Linked DNA regions of Mus musculus: region 2 is linked to region 1. The links are chromatin loops, found by intact Hi-C in ENCODE. Cell type or tissue: heart. All regions are shown on one strand. Links, peaks and the distances in the headings refer to the core of each region. The heading gives the core; the rest is flanking DNA. Region 1 overlaps Arih2 (ariadne RBR E3 ubiquitin protein ligase 2). Region 2 holds the start of P4htm (prolyl 4-hydroxylase, transmembrane (endoplasmic reticulum)).

Evidence for each region. A loop is a pair of places that touch in the nucleus more often than their neighbours do. Peaks named below come from ENCODE experiments on the same cell type or tissue, not always from the same donor. Only the 100,000 strongest peaks of a DNase experiment are listed, where the experiment ranks them.
Region 2: a loop joins it to region 1, with 1.9 times the contacts of the local background. A loop is called at or near these places in 4 of 42 quality-filtered maps.

Annotation. Positions count from the first base shown.
Region 1 is chr9:108,642,790-108,647,181 of GRCm38, reverse strand. It overlaps Arih2 (ariadne RBR E3 ubiquitin protein ligase 2), which reads left to right. Exons shown (of 16, transcript NM_011790.5): 2 at 2,188-2,249; 3 at 2,814-3,156. The coding sequence starts at 2,905. Among named protein-coding and RNA genes, the nearest start is that of Arih2, 4.4 kb to the left of the region's middle. In heart, for the core only: a CTCF peak has its summit at 1,729 (motif pointing right); no DNase peak of the experiment used is centred there.
Region 2 is chr9:108,595,046-108,599,437 of GRCm38, reverse strand. P4htm (prolyl 4-hydroxylase, transmembrane (endoplasmic reticulum)) reads left to right here and starts at 1,826. Exons shown (of 9, transcript NM_028944.4): 1 at 1,826-2,230; 2 at 2,458-2,539. The coding sequence starts at 1,874. In heart, for the core only: a CTCF peak has its summit at 1,780; a DNase peak (open chromatin) is centred at 1,837; H3K4me3 peaks cover 2,126 bases; H3K27ac peaks cover 2,084 bases.

The DNA.
Region 1 (4,392 bases), core at 88-4,087:
CCATGCAACTCATTGAATTTACCAGTCTGGAATTAAAGGTGTAGATTTGCACCACCTCACCTGGCCATTGTAAGCCCATTCCCCCCCTCTTACCCCCCCCCTTTTTTTTTCCTTTCCCCCTCCGTAGCCCTGGCTGTCCTGGAACTAGCTCTGTAGATCAGGGTGGCTTCAAACTCAGACCCACCTGCTTTTGCCTCCCTGGTGCACTACAATGTCTGGCTATTCCATTATTTGGGAAATAATTTTCCATGCTATTTGTTCAGACTTTGATCTTTAATTTTGTATTTTCCTATCTATAATCAAAGTATTCTTTGGTAGTTATAAGCTCTGGTTGCCCAAGAAATCCTAAAGAAACGCAATAGACATGAAAAAATTAATATTTTACAAGTCTTGGATAGTAGGATCCATGTGTCTAGAAAAACCAGGTGGCCTTTGTAATATGAGGTGACTGGGTATGGTAGCATGTTTACCACTCTAGAGTCAGTGGGACCTGATAAATGAGAGAGACAAAAGTTTCATTAAATAACCAACTTTATTCAGAGCATTTATACTCTGAATAATTTATACTCTGAGGGTTAAGAGAAACCATATGAGTAAGATCACAAGGACCAGCCAAATGTGGATAGTTTACACATTTAATTGAGTAACAACAAACAGTATGAGGAAACTGTTAAGCTACACTTGCGAGAACAGGAGAATACATTCCAAGAACAGTTCTGTGAAGAAACTGAGGTCGTACGAATCTATGCCTTTAATCCCAGCACTTGGGAGGCAGAGGCAGGCAGATTTCTGAGTTCGAGGCCAGCCTGGTCTACAGAGTGAGCTCTAGGACAGCCAGGGCTACACAGAGAAACCCTGTCTCGAAAATCGAAAAACAAACAAACAAAGAATCTATTTTCTAAGAGTTTTCTTGCAAGCACTCAGAATTTCCACTCAGTTCCGTTCGTGAACCGAGTTTCAGGAGTAGCTTATGTTGATGGTCACAGAGTAAAGATGGAGATAGATATTACTATTGCCTAATTGGGTGCATTTTTATTGTAAAGCTGAGACATCTTGATGACCTTGATCCTCCTTCCACCTCACAGCTTTTAGGATTACAAGCGTGTGCCATCATATAAACCTAGGCACTGAAGTGTGTACTTCCAGTTTTCCTATGCAACTGTGGGAGGTGGAGACAGGAGACTCTGGCAGGTCTTTGGGCCAACTAGCCTGGTTTATACATTGGTAATACAAACCCTACCTCAAATAAGGTGAGTTTCAGGCTAGCTAGTCAACTTAATAAGACTTTGTCCCAAAAAGTAACACAGGGTTCTGCATGTGGTGCATATTTTTAATCCCTGCACTCAAGAGGCAGAGACAGTCTGATTTCTGTGAGTTCAAGGCCAGCTTGGACACAGTTCCAGGTCGTCCATAGCTACTTAGAGAGTATGGATCTGGGTTGGGGGGTAGAGGGCTTGAGGAAGTAAAGTGCTTACCTAGTTAGCTGGATTCAGTCCTCCCACTGCTAGGTAAGTAATGCTAGTTTGCAAACTGGGTATAGTGACACATACCTATAGATCTAGGATACGTATCTAGATCCTATCACACACACACACAAAAGTGGGCTTATGGGACAGCACAGCAGAAAAAAAGCACTTGCTGCCAACCTTGAAGACCTTTATTATTTACTTATTTGTTTATTTTAGATTTGTTTACTTTATCTATATTGAGTATATTGTAGCTGTCTTCAGACATACCAGAAGAGGGCATCAGAACCCATTACAGATGGGTGTGAGCTACCATGTAGTTGTTGAGAATTGAACTCAGGACTTCTGGAAAAGCAGTCAGTACTCTTAACTGCTGAGCCATCTCTCCAGCCTGAAGACCTTCTTTAAATACCTGGAGCTCAAATAGTTGGAGAGAACAACCTCACACCAACTGTTCTTTGACTTCCACTCAAGGTTGCCTCTACCCACATCCACCTAAAACGTATAAATGAAAGAAACAAAATAGCTGGGCATGGCAGCACATGTTTGTTAACCTCACACTTGAGAAGCCGAGGCAGGTGGTTCTCTGAGTTCAAGGTCAGCTTGGTTGGTAGAGTTGCAAGACAAGTCATTATGTGGTGAGACCCTTTCTTAAACAAAAACAATAAACTTGAGAAAGGGTATCAGTTCTAAAAATATAAATTGTCTCTTTTCGTTTCAGATGGAAATCCTATGACAGACAGTTTGGGTGATATCTGCAGGAAAGATCTTTAAACATTACAGGTGATTTAAACATTTCCTTAACTTTGTATTAGGCTTGGAGGCAATGTACCTTTACCTGTCTCTTGGTGGAAGGATTTCCCTTGATAAACATAGTCAAGGGAGGGGGAAGGGTTCTAAAAGAAACTAGAATTGAGATAGGAAGCTGGGCTGGGTGGTGTGTAGCTTTAATTTTTTAAAAAAGATTTATTTATTTTATATATAAGTACACTGTAGCTGTCTTCAGACACACCAGAAGAGGGCATTGGATCCCATTACAGATGATTGTGAGCCACCATGTGGTTGCTGGGAATTGAACTCAGGACCTCTGGAAGAGCAGTCAGTGCTCTTAACTGCTGAGCTATCTCTCCAGCCCCTCATGTCTTTAATTTCAGGACTTAGAGGCAGATGCAGGAGAGTTCTAGGACAGCCAGAGTTACACTGAGAACTCTGTCTTGGTGCAGGGTGGGGGTGGGGGATTGAGATAGGCTGTCATGGGAGCAGGGCTAGGGCTTTGATATTTTGATTGTTGAATGATTTCCACTTTAATTGTTCATAGAGAGTAATACTTTTTTTCCTTTCTCTTAGAAGACAATACACGCTAATGCATTTGAGAAAACGATAAAAATTGGGGGTAGGGAAAAAAGCAACTGTTTCTGCAACTTTGCTGGATGTTAAGATGTCTGTGGACATGAACAGCCAAGGGTCAGATAGCAATGAAGAGGACTATGACCCAAACTGTGAGGAAGAGGAAGAAGAGGAAGAGGACCCTGGGGACATAGAGGACTACTATGTGGGAGTAGCCAGTGATGTGGAGCAGCAGGGGGCTGATGCTTTTGATCCTGAAGAGTATCAGTTCACTTGCTTGACCTATAAGGAGTCTGAGGGCGCCCTCCATGAACATATGACCAGCTTAGCCTCTGTCTTAAAGGTGAGTTGTTCTGCCAGTTCAAATGTAATCTCTCAGGTGAAACTGAAGGATGGTCTGTTGTTAATCAGTCACTCTCTTGTAGCTTGAAACCCAAACCTATGTATGTATGTATGTATGTATGTATGTATGTATGTATTTGGATATTTTGTCACATTTACTTGGTTTTTTGTTTTTTGGTTTTTTTTTTTTTTTTTTTTTTTTTTTTGGTTTTTTGAGACAGGGTTTTTCTGTGTAGCCCTGGCTGTCCTGGAACTCACTCTCGAACTCAGAAATCCGCCTGCCTCTGCCTCCCGAGTGCTCTGGGGTTAAAGGCGTGCGCCACCACGCCTGGCCACATTTACTTGTTTTAAAATATAAACATGTCCAGGGTAAAAGGAGGTATAGAATAAGTTTAAGATCAGAAGTATGTGGCAGAATAGCTCAGTTTCAGAAGTGTGGTCTGCTGTGATGAAATGATGTGTATCTGAACCACTGTAGTTCCTACAACTGTTTGATAGTACCCAGATGCCCTGTTTGCCGTGATCAGTGCCTTCCAGTTTCAGGTGTACTGGTGGTTCTCTGTTTCGAGAGTTCTCATAAAAACAGTTCTCAGAGCTTATAATTGGGGATATCCATATAAAAAGTTTAAAAAGTGGCTGTACTCAGTTATTCCAAAAGAGTGGTTGGGTGTTTTGTTTTGGTTACCACTTAGACCAGCATCCTTTTTGAATCTTACATCTCAGGTCGGTTATTGACGTTTGGATACCTAAGTGCTTTTAAATGCTTAGACATTTTTCCAGTATGCTTTCTTTGCAAGATGTTCACCAAAATGTGAAAATGAGGACATTTATCTTCTTTACTGTTTTGTTGACTTTGCTTCATGAATTACCTTTGAGTTTTGCTGGATTGCACTGAAGGTCAGTGGGGCTCAGTAGAAGCCCTGGCCTTGTACACAGCCTGACCACCTCAGGTCACTCTCTGGAGCACAGAGAAAGGTGGAAGGAGAGCTGTCCTCTAATTCTGAGTGTTTTGTGTTGCACATGCTCCTCTGCCCCAAATAATGCCAACTGAGAGTTAGAAGGAATGGTAGGCTAGGCATGATGATGCGTCTGCAATCCCAGCACTGGGGAGGTGCCAGAGGACAGATCAAAGTAAATTCAGGGTCCCAGGCTTACAGTGAGTTCAAAGCTGGCTGTTGCTATACAGGACTGTTTCAAAAAATAACCAACTAACTAAAGAAAACAAGACATGCCAACC
Region 2 (4,392 bases), core at 253-4,252, 48 kb after region 1:
GCTGTCGATATAGCACTTTACTGCATTGGGAGAGGGGGGAACATAGGTCAGCCTAAGAGCAGCGTTCAAAAGAAAATGCCTTGGGCTGGTGAGATGGCTCAGTGGGTAAGAGCACCTGACTGCTCTTCTGAAGGTCGGGAGTTCAAATCCCAGCAACCACATGGTGGCTCACAACCATCTGAAACAAGACTCCCTCTTCTGGAGTGTCTGAAGACAGCTACAGAAGAAAGAAAGGAAGAAAAGAAAGAAAGAAGAGAAAGAAAGCAAGCATGAATTTACTGGGAATCAGATATAAAATTAATAATACATTGTGAAAAATTACTGTTTTAAAAAAAAATGCCTTGGCCGCTGCTTTATAATCTGAGTTTTATTTTCTTCAGAGGTGTCCTGATTAGGGGAAAGCCTTCCACCCTCCCTCTTCCCATCCAGGAGCTAAGGCAAGCGTCACAAACAGCACCTGCTTCATTTTGAGGGACACTGGGTGGAGCCCAACCTGGGCACCCTGGGCAGCCTCTCACCAAAGTCTGACTTGCAGGATTCCCTCAGTGGTCCAGTCTGACTGCCGAAGGACCTTCAAGAATATCTTGAATATCTTGGTGCATACCTAGTAACTCCAGCATTTTAAAATATATATATTCAGACACTCCAGAAGAGGGTATCAGATCTCATTACTGATGGTTGTGAGCCACCATGTGGTTGCTGGGATTTGAACTCAGGACCTTCGGAAGAGCAATCAGTACTCTTAACCACTGAGCCATCTCTCCAGCCCTAACTTCAGCATCTGAGAGGTGGAGGCAGGAGAATAAATTTATCCTCTGCTCCTTTCAAGTTTGATGAGCAAGCCTGAACTATATGAGACCCTGTCTGGGTTGGTTTTTGTTTTGGGGTGTTTTTTTTGTTTTTTTGTTTTTGGTTTTTTTTTTGGTTTGGTTTGGTTTTTTGTTTGTGTGTATTGTTTAAAAACAATTTAATAATAAGCCGGGTGTAGTGGTGCATGCCTTTAATCCCAGCACTCGGGAGGCAAGAGGCAGGGGGATTTCTGAGTTTGAGGCCAGCCTGGTCTACAAAGTGAGTTCCAGGACAGCCAGGGCTACATAGGGAAACCTTGTCTCGAAAAAACAAAACAAAACAAAACAAACAAACAAACAAAAAACAACAAGAAAAAAATTTTAATAAAAGCAAAAACGGAAGCTGGAGAGAGGCTCTTTAGCTAAGATCCATCTTGGAGAACACACCGGTTCTAGTCCCAGCACCAACATAGAGACTTAAAAACGTCTGTAAGTCTCTCCAGCTCCAACGCCCCTTCTGTCCTCATATACAGACATGCATGGAGTGCACATACCCATAAACAAACCACCCCATAGACATAAAATGTTTTAGTTAAATAAATCGAACTCGTGGGAACTGCTCTATAATCTCATCATCCAGTGTGCAGTCATTGGCCTCAGCATCCCACTATGTCGTATGTCCCATTTCTATCACTCTCTGACTCCCTTCTCCCAAGAGTGAGAAAATGCCCACTACACTTTCTGGGGCCGGGGGGGGGGGGGGGGGGCGTCTTCTCCCGGGAACCAAGAAACTACTAGTTGCAATGGTGTCTGTCCTAACGGTGCTCCGCTGATGTGCCTCCATGTTTGTGGATGGCCTTCTGCACTGGAGTATATACAGCTCCATAAACGACCAGCCGGGTGTGAGCGAGGTCCCAGGATCTCAGTATGGACCGATGGGTGCGGCTCCGTGTAGGCACAGCATCCCGGAGCACCGTCTCCTAGTGACCGCCGGGCGCGCTGACTCTGCCGTCCGGGTCCCAGCGACTGCGCAACGCGAGCACCCCCGCGGCCCCTCCCCTGGGCGCGCGCGCGACCTGGGCGCCATGGCGGCAGCGGTGGCGACCGTGCAGCGGCCTGAGGCTGAGACAGTCGAGGAGGCCTCAAATCTTCAGTGGCCGCTACCACCGGAGCATCGCCCTTCCGGGGCAGCGACCAGACCAGGCGATAGTGAAGACGCCCCGGTGCGGCCACTGTGCAAGCCGCGGGGCATCTGTTCCCGTGCCTACTTCTTGGTGCTGATGGTGTTCGTGCACCTGTACTTGGGCAACGTGCTGGCCCTGCTGCTCTTCGTGCACTACAGCAACGGAGACGAGAGCACAGACCCCGGACCCCAGCGCCGCGAGCAGAGCCCCCAGCCAGTGCCAACCTTGGGTCCCCTCACCCGGCTGGAGGGCATCAAGGTAAGAACATCCCCTCCTCTCCCGCCCCGAGCGGAGCTTCAAGCACTGCCAAGCCGAGCCAGAAGGAACCGTGGCTCAGCTCTGGGCCACCACGGTGCCCCACGCATCACTGTGTGCGGGTCACGCGCGCGCCTACTTACTTTGCTACTGTCGCTCCCTGACACGGGACTTTTTCTTGAGCAGTGCGGCCTGGCACACCAGCTGCCTGCTGTGTATTTTTCCTTTAGGTGGGATATGAGCGGAAAGTCCAGGTGGTCGCGGGCAGGGATCACTTCATCCGAACCCTCAGCCTCAAGCCGCTGCTTTTTGGTAAGTCTGCAGGACACTTCTGGGAAGGGCCGGGGAGGCTGCAGTGTCCACCCCAAGGCTTCTTTTGACCGTGTGTTTACTATTTTGAACATGGCTGCTTCGTAGATGCGCTCTCTGAATCCAGTTTACTAAAATAGAGCTTCCTTTTCCGTAACCGGACAGAGAGGTTCGTTTTCCACACTTCCCTCAGCGGACCCTTCCATCATAGGCTGGGCAGCACGACCCTGAGACAAATGTTCCAACTGTTTATTGAAGTTATCTTTGGGCAGTCTGTGCTACGAATCTATCACCTTCCAGATCAGGGCAGGGTGAGAGACTGATAACCAGGTGCCAGCTGACCCGGGGGCCTCTGGGGAGATCACATTCCCAAAGCTAATCCTGTGGTCTGATGAGAATCAGGCCGTCCATATTGGAATGAACTGACAACCCTCAAAGCCAGCGGCCCCCCCCCCCCCAGAGGGGCACCATTCAAAGGCCCAACTTCTTGCTTCCAGTATTCAAGATTCTTAGGACTCCTGTCTTTCACCCTTCATGGGCAGAGCCTATTAGGGTGACCCATTTTAGCCACATCACACACAGCTCCTGTTTTCTGAGTTCTTAGTAGATGATAGGCTTCAAACACCTAACCATGGTGTTGTGGAGACCCCCCCAAGTCCTCCAAAGACTATCAATGTCAACATGGGGAGGGCACTATGTCCACAGACCTTGCCTGGGTTAAATTTCTGCAACCCTAGCTGGGCAGTGGTGGCACCTGCCTTTAATCCCAGCACTTCGGAGGCAGAGGCGAGTAGATCTCTGAGTTCATGGCCAGCCTGATCTACAGAGCAAGTTTCAGGACAGCCAAGACTACACAGAGAAAAACCTGTATCAAAACAACAATGACAGCAAACAAACAAAACAAAACAAAAACAATCTATACATGGCCTTGGTGGTGTGAATCAGCAGACCCAGGGCTGCCTTTGGCTGCTAAGGAATGGAGTTTGTAGAGAGCATTAAGAGATCTCTGGATGGACCATGTAGAGACTGCCATATCCAGGGATCCACCCCATAATCAGCATCCAAACGCTGACACCATTGCATACACTAGCAAGATTTTATTGAAAGGACCCAGATGTAGCTGTCTCTTGTGAGACTATGCCGGGGCCTAGCAAACACAGAAGTGGATGCTCACAGTCAGCTAATGGATGGATCATAGGGTTCCCAATGGAGGAGCTAGAGAAAGTAGCCAAGGAGCTAAAGGGATCTGCAACCCTATAGGTGGAACAACATTATGAACTAACCAGTACCCCGGAGCTCTTGACTCTAGCTGCATATATATCAAAAGATGGCCTAGTCGGCCATCACTGGAAAGAGAGGCCCATTGGACTTGCAAACTTTATATGCCCCAGTACAGGGGAACACCAGGGCCAAAAAGGGGGAGTGGGTGGGCAGGGGAGTGGGGGTGGGTGGATATGGGGGACTTTTGGTATAGCATTGGAAATGTAAATGAGTTAAATACCTAATAAAAAATGGAAAAAAAAAAAAAAAGAGATCTCTGAGGAGATGGCTGAGCAGATAAAGGTGCTACAACACCTGACCCACATGGTAGAAAGCAAGGACCCAGTCCCACAAGTTGTCCTCTGCCCTGCTTACCAGGCTCCCACACTGCCCCGATTCTGGAAGGCGACAGATTAGTAGCAGATACTGGCCAAAGATAACCTCAGCAAGTGCTCTTCACCACGGAGCCAACTCTCCGGTCTCTTCTCATTTTTTAAAGAGATGGCCTTTATTCGTTTGTGCGTGTAATCTTCTCTTTGGCTCCGTGGTGAAGAACACTTGTTATTCGTTACATAGAATCTGGGTTCCATTCCCAA